2 separate regions of the Homo sapiens genome follow, and region 2 is linked to region 1. Evidence: chromatin contacts called from ENCODE Hi-C or POLR2A ChIA-PET data. All regions are on one chromosome and are shown on one strand. Each heading gives the region's core, a stretch centred on a gene start or an enhancer-like site at or near the end of the contact. The rest is flanking DNA. Distances are from core to core; before and after follow the strand shown.

Region 1 (4,066 bases), core at 598-3,097:
CAAGCAATTTTCCCACTTCAACCTCCTAAGTAGCTGGGGTGACAGGCTTGCACCACCATGTCTGGCCAATTTTATAATTTTTGGTAGAGATGAGGTCTCACTATATTGCCTAGGCTGGTTTTGAACTCCTGGACTTAAATGATCCTCCCGTCTCTGCCTCCCAAAGTGCTGGAATTACAGGCATGAACCACCACTCCCGGCTCTCCTAATATTTTTTATTTGAATATTTTCTAGAAAAATAACATCGTAAAATTCAGAGTAACAAAATGTATACAATGAACACCTAATTTCTCTCTTACTTTCACCCAAGAAACAATTACAATTAATGTTCTCTTATGTAAATTCCTTGTGATATGATCTTTGTAGTGTCTCTATGTGTGTGTCTCTATCTCAATCTCTAACTCTGGATATCATCCTCCATTCTTTTTACACAAGTGGGTATGTCACCTACAGACTTTTATGTCCCCAGTGCTACAACTTGTAAATTGCTTAATGTCAGAGCCCATAAAAATCTACCTCATTTAAAAAAATGGCTGTGTAGCATTCTTCTGTGGAAGTTCTGTAATATAACAAACACTCTCCCATTGAGTGGGAAACATTGTTTCTCATCTTTTGCTACTATTAATAATGTCAAAAGAAATAACTTTGAGCAAATATCTTTACTCAGATTCCAGCTTATGTCTAGGATAAATTCTCAAAACTAGAGTTCCTGGGTCAAAGGATTTTTTTTTCTTCCTCATTTCTAATTTTTGATAGCTATTTCAGAATCTCCTTCCAAAGAAGTTGTACCAGTTTATGCTCACACCAACAATGTGTGAAGCTGGATTTTTTTTTTTTTTTAAGACAGGGTCTCACTCTGTCACCCAGGCTGGAGTGCAGTGGTTCGATCTCGGCTTCCAGGCTCAAGCTATTCTCCTGCCTCATCCTCCTGAGTAGCTGGGATTACAGGCATGTGTCACCACACCTGGCTAATTTTTGTATTTTTTGTTTTAGTAGAGACAGGGTTTAGTTATGTTGGCCAGGCTGGTCTCAAACTCCTGGCCTCAAGTGATCTGCCTGCTTTGGCCTCCCAAAGTTCTGGGATTACAGACATGAGCCACCACACCTGGCCAGAAGCTGAAGCTGGTTTTTTTTTTTTTTTTTTTTTTGAGATGGAGTTTCACTCTTGTCGCCCAGGCTGTGAACTCAGCTCACCGCAACCTCCGCCTCCCGGGTTCAAGTGATTCTAGTGCCTCAGCCTCCCTAGTAGCTGGGACTACAGATGTGAGCCACCACATCCAACTAATTTTTGTATTTTTAGTAGGGACGGGGTTTTACCATGTTGGCCAGGCTTGTCTCGAACTCCTGACCTCAGGTGATCTGCCCGCCTCAGCCTCCCAAAGTGAAGACATTTATTTATATAAATGAAGAAAGTATACAGATAAATTACACAAACACAAATTAGAGAAACTTTGATCTCTCTCTTCTACTTACTAAATTAGCAACAACAGGTAATACCCCTGCCCAAGTGGTGATGCTATAAAATGTTACAGCTCTTTGGGAATACAATAAGGCAAACATAAGCCATACAATTGTTCATATTATTCTATTTAATAATCCCACTCCCATGAATTTATCCTAATAAAATTAAAAACTACTTAAGTATTCAGTAATACTGATGCCCTCTGTTGATGAATCCATTTTCGCCCCCACTTATTTGAAATACCACTTTTATCTTATTTAGGGGTTCAATGACATGGATACTCACAGAAAGTCTTGGGTAACTGAACTCTGAGATCCTGTTCATTTTTATTGCTGACATTTTTGTCTTTCAGATGGTAAAGGAAGTATCTAGAGGAACTGTTGCCTTGGGCCAAATTCTGGCCAACCAGGTGGAACAAGCTGGTGAGGGGAAGTGACAAGGACCTTAGTAGAAAGTGACTGTGTGGGTCTAGACACCCTGTCTGCCTCCTACCACTTTGGTTAACCCTCCAGCTCTTTCCAGCTTAGCTGGGAACATCCCTTGTGGTCAGTATCCTTGACAGCCTAGCACTGTCTCTAATAACAGAAAGTTTGACCAATGAGTTCCCCAAATGTGCCCTCCTTTCTCTTGTCTCCACGTTTTTGCCTCTGCCCTTCCCTTTGCCTGCAATATTTTCCCTCACTTTTAGCCTAGCTAACTCTTCAGCCTTCACATCTGTTTAAAGGTTACCTGCAATGTGAAGGAGATAACATGCTAAGCTAGACACTCCATAATACCTTCTATTTTCTTCTTCTTCTTTTTTTTTTTTTCTTGAGACAGTCTCACTCTGTCACCCAGGCTGTAGTGCAGTGGTATGATCTTGGCTCACTGCAACTTCTGCCTCCTAGGTTCAAGTGATTCTCCTGCCTCAGCCTCCCAAGTAGCTGAGACTATAGGCACCCACCACCACGCCTGGCTAATTTTTGTATTTTTAGTAGAGACAAAATCTCCTGTTGCCCAGGCTGGTCTCGAACTCCTGACCTCAGGTGATCCACTTGCCTCAGCCTCCCAAAGTGCTGAGATTACAGGTGTGAGCCACAGCGCCTGGCCTGCTTCTATTTTCTTAATGGTCTCTATCCAAGATGGATGGGGTGCAGGCAAGAAAGCCACTCAAATTCCAGGGGCCTGATGATCTGGAAAGTGGGCTGAGGTAAATCCCAAGTAAATACTTTCCATTTCCTGTTTGCCTCAGGACTAGAACCAGCTACATAAAAGCCCAATACAAAATGAAACCGTGCTGGGCACAGTGGCTCATGCTTGTAATCCCAGCATTTTGGGAGGCCCAGGCGGGAAGATCACCTGAGGCAAGGAGTTCGAGACCAGCCTGGGTAGCACAGTGAAACCTCCATCTGTACAAAAAATTAAAAAAATCAGCTGGACATTGTGGCATGCACCTGTAGTTCCAGCTACTCATGGGGCTGAGGTGGGAGGATTGCTTAAGCTTGTGAGGTTGAGGCTGCTGTGAGCCAAGATTGCACCACTGCACTCCATCCTGGGCAACAGAGCGAGACCCTTTAAAAAAAAAAGAAAGAAAATGAAAAGAAAGAAAGAAAAAGCCACGCTTCTTTGAGGTGTCATGGAAGTCTAGCTGAAGATTTGTGGAAGTAGGAAATATTTAGTGAACAAAGTCTCCAATGAGATAAGCATGAGTTCCAGAGCCAGAGGCAAGGATAGCACGGAACAGGATTTGGAGTTGGAGGGATACTTCTTTAGACCCTTCTGTGTGACTATCAGGACTGGATGAAGATATTTAGAATCACAAAGAGCTATCTTCATATATGATAAAAACGCCAACAGTGGGGAGAGCATTAGGGAAAAGAGCTAATGCATGCTGGGCTTAATACCTAGGTGATGAGTTGACAGGTGCAGCAAACCACCATGACACACCTTTACCTATGTAACAAAACTGCATGTCCTGCACCTGCACCGTGGAACTTAAAAAGAAAAAAAAACCAGCCAGGTGCGGTGGCTCACACCTGTAATCCCAGCACTTTGGGGGGCCGAGGCCGGTGGATCACCTGAGGTCAGGAGTTCAAGACCAGCCTGACCAACATTGCGAAACTTCGTCTCTACTAAAAATACAAAAATTTGCCGGGCATGGTGGTGGGCACCTGTAATCCCAGCTACTCGGGAGGCTGAGGCAGGAGAATCGCTTGAACCTGGGAGGCGGAGGTTGCAGTGAGCTGAGATCGCGCCATCGTACTCCAGCCTGGGTGACAGAGTGACCCTGTCTCAAAAAAAAGAAAAGAAAAAAAAAAGAAAAGAAACATCAACCGTAAGTCATAAAGGATGGATAGCACACAAAAGACATGCTTCTCACCCCCTCTTAGGTCTGCTTTTTTACTCTAGCCAACACTGTGGTGCCTGGGTGTGCACAGCCATAAACGGGGAGCATCTCCCTTTGGTTGCATTGTGTATCTTTCATTCTCTGTCTCCGGGCTTTTCTGCTTTCTCCAGATGGTAGGACTGTAGGAATCTGCATGAATGAACCACACTGACTCATTCACACACCTGGAAAGGCAAGGGAGCTAACAGCCCATGCAGCAACCCTTGACAGATGAAGGA
Region 2 (3,902 bases), core at 640-3,139, 140 kb after region 1:
ATGTTGAATATTCACAGCATCTGTAGTGCAGATTGCCTGGTCTGGACTCTGGAGTGGTGGCAGCGGGTTCTGTACTGTGGTCAAGATGTTTCTTCTGGCTTTCTAAATGTGTCCTAATTGGATTCTCAGGGCCTCCCAAAGCTTGTCTTTCCTGGTTAAACTGGTTAGAGTGGGCTTCCATGTTTATAAATAAGAATCTTGACTGCTTACAACACTTTATGTGTGTTATCTCATTGAATTCTTTTTTTAATTTTTGAGATGGAGTCTTGCTCTGTTGCCCAGGCTGGAGTGCAGTGGTGCGATCTTGGCTCACTGCAACCTCCACCTCCAGGGTTCAAGCGAGTCTCATGCCGCAGCCTCCCAGGTAGCTGGGATTACAGGCACACAGCACCATGCCTGGCTAATTTTTGTATTTTTAGTAGAGACTAATAAGGTTCACCATGTTGGCCAGGCTGGTCTCAAACTCCTGACCTCAAGTGATCCACCTGCCTTGGCCTCCCAAAGTGCTGGGATTACAGGTGTGAGCCACCGTGCCTGGCCCTCCTTGAATTCTCACAGTAACCTAGTGAGGTAGGTGTTATTATCCTCTTCTTGTAACTGAAGAAACTGAGTCAAGAAGAGATGAACTAACTTGCTCAAGGTTCCACTGTCGATAAGTGGAGGCCCAGGATTTGAGTCCAGATCCTCTGGTTCCAAAGCACACATTCTTAACCACCATGCATCTCCTGTCAGAGATTTGTGGGTGTGGAAAGGTCCTTGCAAATCACTTGTCAGTAGTACAGGGTTTCATGAGATCTACACCTGGGCTGGGCACGCCTGTTGGTTTTTTACTGACAACGCATAATTTTTCGAGGAGTGGTAATCAGAGGCAACCGTTCTAGTGACAGTGATTCAGGCGTAAACACTTGGCTTTGGCCCAGAGGTTGCACTGTGTGAGACCACAGGTGAACACTAGAATGTTTACACTCTTCCGGAGTCTGTAGGTGGATGCCAGGGACAGAGAATGAGATTGTAACCCAGAGAAAGAAAGAAAAGAAAGAACGAACAAACAAAAGAAAGAAAGAACGAACGAATGGACAAAAGAAAGAACGAATGAAAGAAAGGGCCAGCCCCTGGGGCCTCCTTAGATAAGGAAGAGAAAGGAGACCTTGCCTCAAGCTCAGAAACTGGTTAAAACACGAGCCCAGTCACCTAGTGATAAGCAGTGCTTGGTTCTATTAACTCTGACAACATAGTACTATCTTGGGCAGAGCTCTTTGGAGAAGCAGGTTGGCTAACTGGCCAACCTCAGTTGATTCTCATGGTCTTGGAACTTTCCTGGGGGTCCAACTTCCTCCGTTCTGCCCCTCTTTTTTCTCTACCTTCTATCGTTTTATTCTTTGTCTCCTTTATTTTTCTTCAACAAATATTTTTGAGCACCTATTGTTAACAATTCAACCAATATTTATTGGGTGTTTGCTCGGTGCCACTTACAGTTCTAAGTGCTGGAGATACAGCAGTGAACTAGCCAGACAAGCTGTCATAGAGTTTCCAATTTAGTGGCAGTGGGGTAGTCCAGTAGGCATGAAGCCAGGCAGGTACCAGTTGTTGAGGTGGTGGTAGTTCCACCCAGTACTAGGAAGATAACATTCTTATCCCCATTTTACAGATGAAGACACTGAGGCAAGAGAGCTTAAATTAATTGCCTGAGGTCTCACAGGTAGGCTGGGATCTCTGTGAGATCTAGGAGTGCCAGAGCCACTTGGGTCCAGCCACCCACACCTCTTCCCTGTGCCTCAGGCTGGGATGACACCCAGAGCCTCTCCTTTCTCCCTCACCTGGGCCCAGAGACCACCTCCTTCCCTCTCCTTGCATTGCTGCTGCCCATGCTAACCGAAGGAGCCTCGCCGTGGGGCGGATGTGGCCTCCCCAGTGGCCCACTTCCTCCTGCTTCTGCCAACAGCAGCATTGGCCCCTATGATTTGAATTTTTTTTTTTTTTTTTTTTTTTTTTCTGTTGATCCCTCTAGCGGCACCAGATGTGGGTGGGGTGGAGGGTGGGTACACCCACACTCCCTTAAGCCTGGAAGTAACCTAGGTTCCAGACTCTGTGTGTCCCTGAATGGTAATAGTGACTCTCTTCTTAGCTGTCTGTCCCACTGGGTCCTCCCACTCCCCAACTGGTGCTCCTGCTTTTCCTCAGAATGGGGGACATAAATCTCCTTCTAGTCCCAACCCATTGTCAGGCAGGGCTTCCTCCTGGAGGGCTGACTTCCCAGGACTGGGCCAGCTAAAAGCTAAGCAGTATGGGTAAGAGCACGGGGTTCTGGAGTCAGACAGACCTAAGTTCAAACCCCAGTACTGCCGTGGACAAGCTGTGTGGCCTCAGACAAGTTGATTAACCTCTCTGAGTTCCTTTTAAAATAGGCTGAGGTCTGTAGGGATAAGGTACCTGAGGTCTTAGTGCCTGGCACAGAGTAAACCCACGTGTTGGCTGTTTCCATTATTGGGTAGAACAGAGGGGCCTCCTGGCATCAGTGGGCATTTTGGGCCTGCTGCTGTCTTGTCTATCTAGGCCTTGGTTTTGCCTTTCAGGCTGGTGCCTCTTTGCAGTTTCACTTTAGCAAGTGAAACTTTATTTTTCCTGTTTCTCCTGATCTGTTTCCTCCTTATTTTCCATAGTGAATAATCACACATAAGCCTTTCTTTTCTCAGGGCAAGGTTGCTGTCTGTGAAGGAGTGGAATGCCTGAGCATCCCTGGTAGGAAAGGAAGAGTGACCAGCATCAATGGGGTACTCTATTCCCTGAGTAGCAAGCCCTCTTCCCGCCTTGTCCCTGGCTCCCACACCTGTTATCCTGCCGGCAGTCATCTCCAGTATCCCAGAGGAGCCATAGGGATGGGTGTTTGAATATAAGAACACTCTGCAGCTCAGATATGCGGCATTACTTTTCCTGTTTGACTCAGTTCTGCAGAGGGTTGCTGAGTGACTGTCATGTGCAAAGCACGTGGGAGGAAAGATGAATAATGAGAGCAATCGAATGCCCATTCCCTTGCATCCAGGGTGCTCTACTAGACCTGCGTTCTTCCATCATTCTTTCAGCCCACGTGGTTGCCAATACTGGGAGTTATCAGTCTTTTCCATTTTTGCCAATCTAATGGATAAAATATCTTGTATTAATTTGCATTTCCCAGATATTCATGAGATTAGGCATACGCTTTTTGGGCACTTGTATTTTTTTCTCTGGGAATTCCCTCTTCGTATTACTTTGTCAATTTTTCTAGTGGCTTTTTTATTTGAGACAGGGTCTTCCTCTGTCACCCAGGCTGGGGTACAGTGTCCAGATCACAGCTCACTGTAACCTCAACTCCAGTGATCTTCCCACCTTAGCCTCCCTAGTAAATGGGACTACAGGCACACACCACTATGCCAGGCTTTTTTTTTTTTTTTTTTTGTAGAGACAGGGTTTTGCCATGTTGCCCAGGCTGGTCTTAAACTCCTGGGATCAACTCATCCTCCCAACTTAGCCTCCCAAGGTGCTGAGATTACAGGCATGAGCCACTGCACCTGGTCCCCTGTCTTTTTTTTTTTAATTAATTGATAGTAACTCTTTATATATTCTAGATGCCAATCCGTGATTTAGTCTAAAAATAAATCCCCTTGGTCTGTCCTATGTCTTTTCTTTTGGTTTATGAAATCTTTTGTAATACAGGAACGTCACACTTCCACAGTCAAATGTGTCAGTCTTCTAAATAGATATAGGTACCTTGTATATACTCCTTGATATATCACATTGATTGGTGGTGACCTGTTTGTCTCCCTGGCTGTCAGACTGTGAGAAACTTGAGGGCAGGGGCTGTACTTTATTCTTCTCTGTCTCTCTAGGGACTAGTGCAAAGCTGGGCACAGAGTTTTGTGCCTGAA

Evidence for each region. Hi-C counts contacts between places; a loop is a spot of excess contacts on that map. ChIA-PET counts read pairs that join two places held with the same protein, here RNA polymerase II (POLR2A). Pooled maps may share reads with other maps.
Region 2: a loop to region 1 is called in a map of K562, with 4 times the contacts of the local background. The contact joins two enhancer-like sites. A Hi-C loop is called at or near these places in 3 of 168 maps with a recorded cell type or tissue (K562, naive thymus-derived CD4-positive, alpha-beta T cell and natural killer cell), 7 of 37 single-sample maps with no recorded cell type and 8 of 50 pooled maps. POLR2A ChIA-PET finds 5 or more read pairs at or near these places in 4 of 52 experiments (B cell, CD4-positive, alpha-beta T cell, CD4-positive, alpha-beta memory T cell and 1 more).

What each region holds. Positions count from the first base shown.
Region 1 is chr16:23,805,309-23,809,374 of GRCh38, forward strand. No RefSeq gene overlaps it. Among named protein-coding and RNA genes, the nearest start is that of PRKCB, 29 kb to the right of the region's middle. Within about 2 kb of position 1,848, at least 3 of the 41 ENCODE cell types and tissues checked have a DNase peak (open chromatin) inside an H3K27ac peak, as active enhancers do; they include B cell, where a contact is called at or near this core.
Region 2 is chr16:23,948,167-23,952,068 of GRCh38, forward strand. All of the region lies in intron 2 of PRKCB (protein kinase C beta), which reads left to right. Among named protein-coding and RNA genes, the nearest start is that of PRKCB, 110 kb to the left of the region's middle. Within about 2 kb of position 1,890, at least 9 of the 41 ENCODE cell types and tissues checked have a DNase peak (open chromatin) inside an H3K27ac peak, as active enhancers do; they include B cell, where a contact is called at or near this core.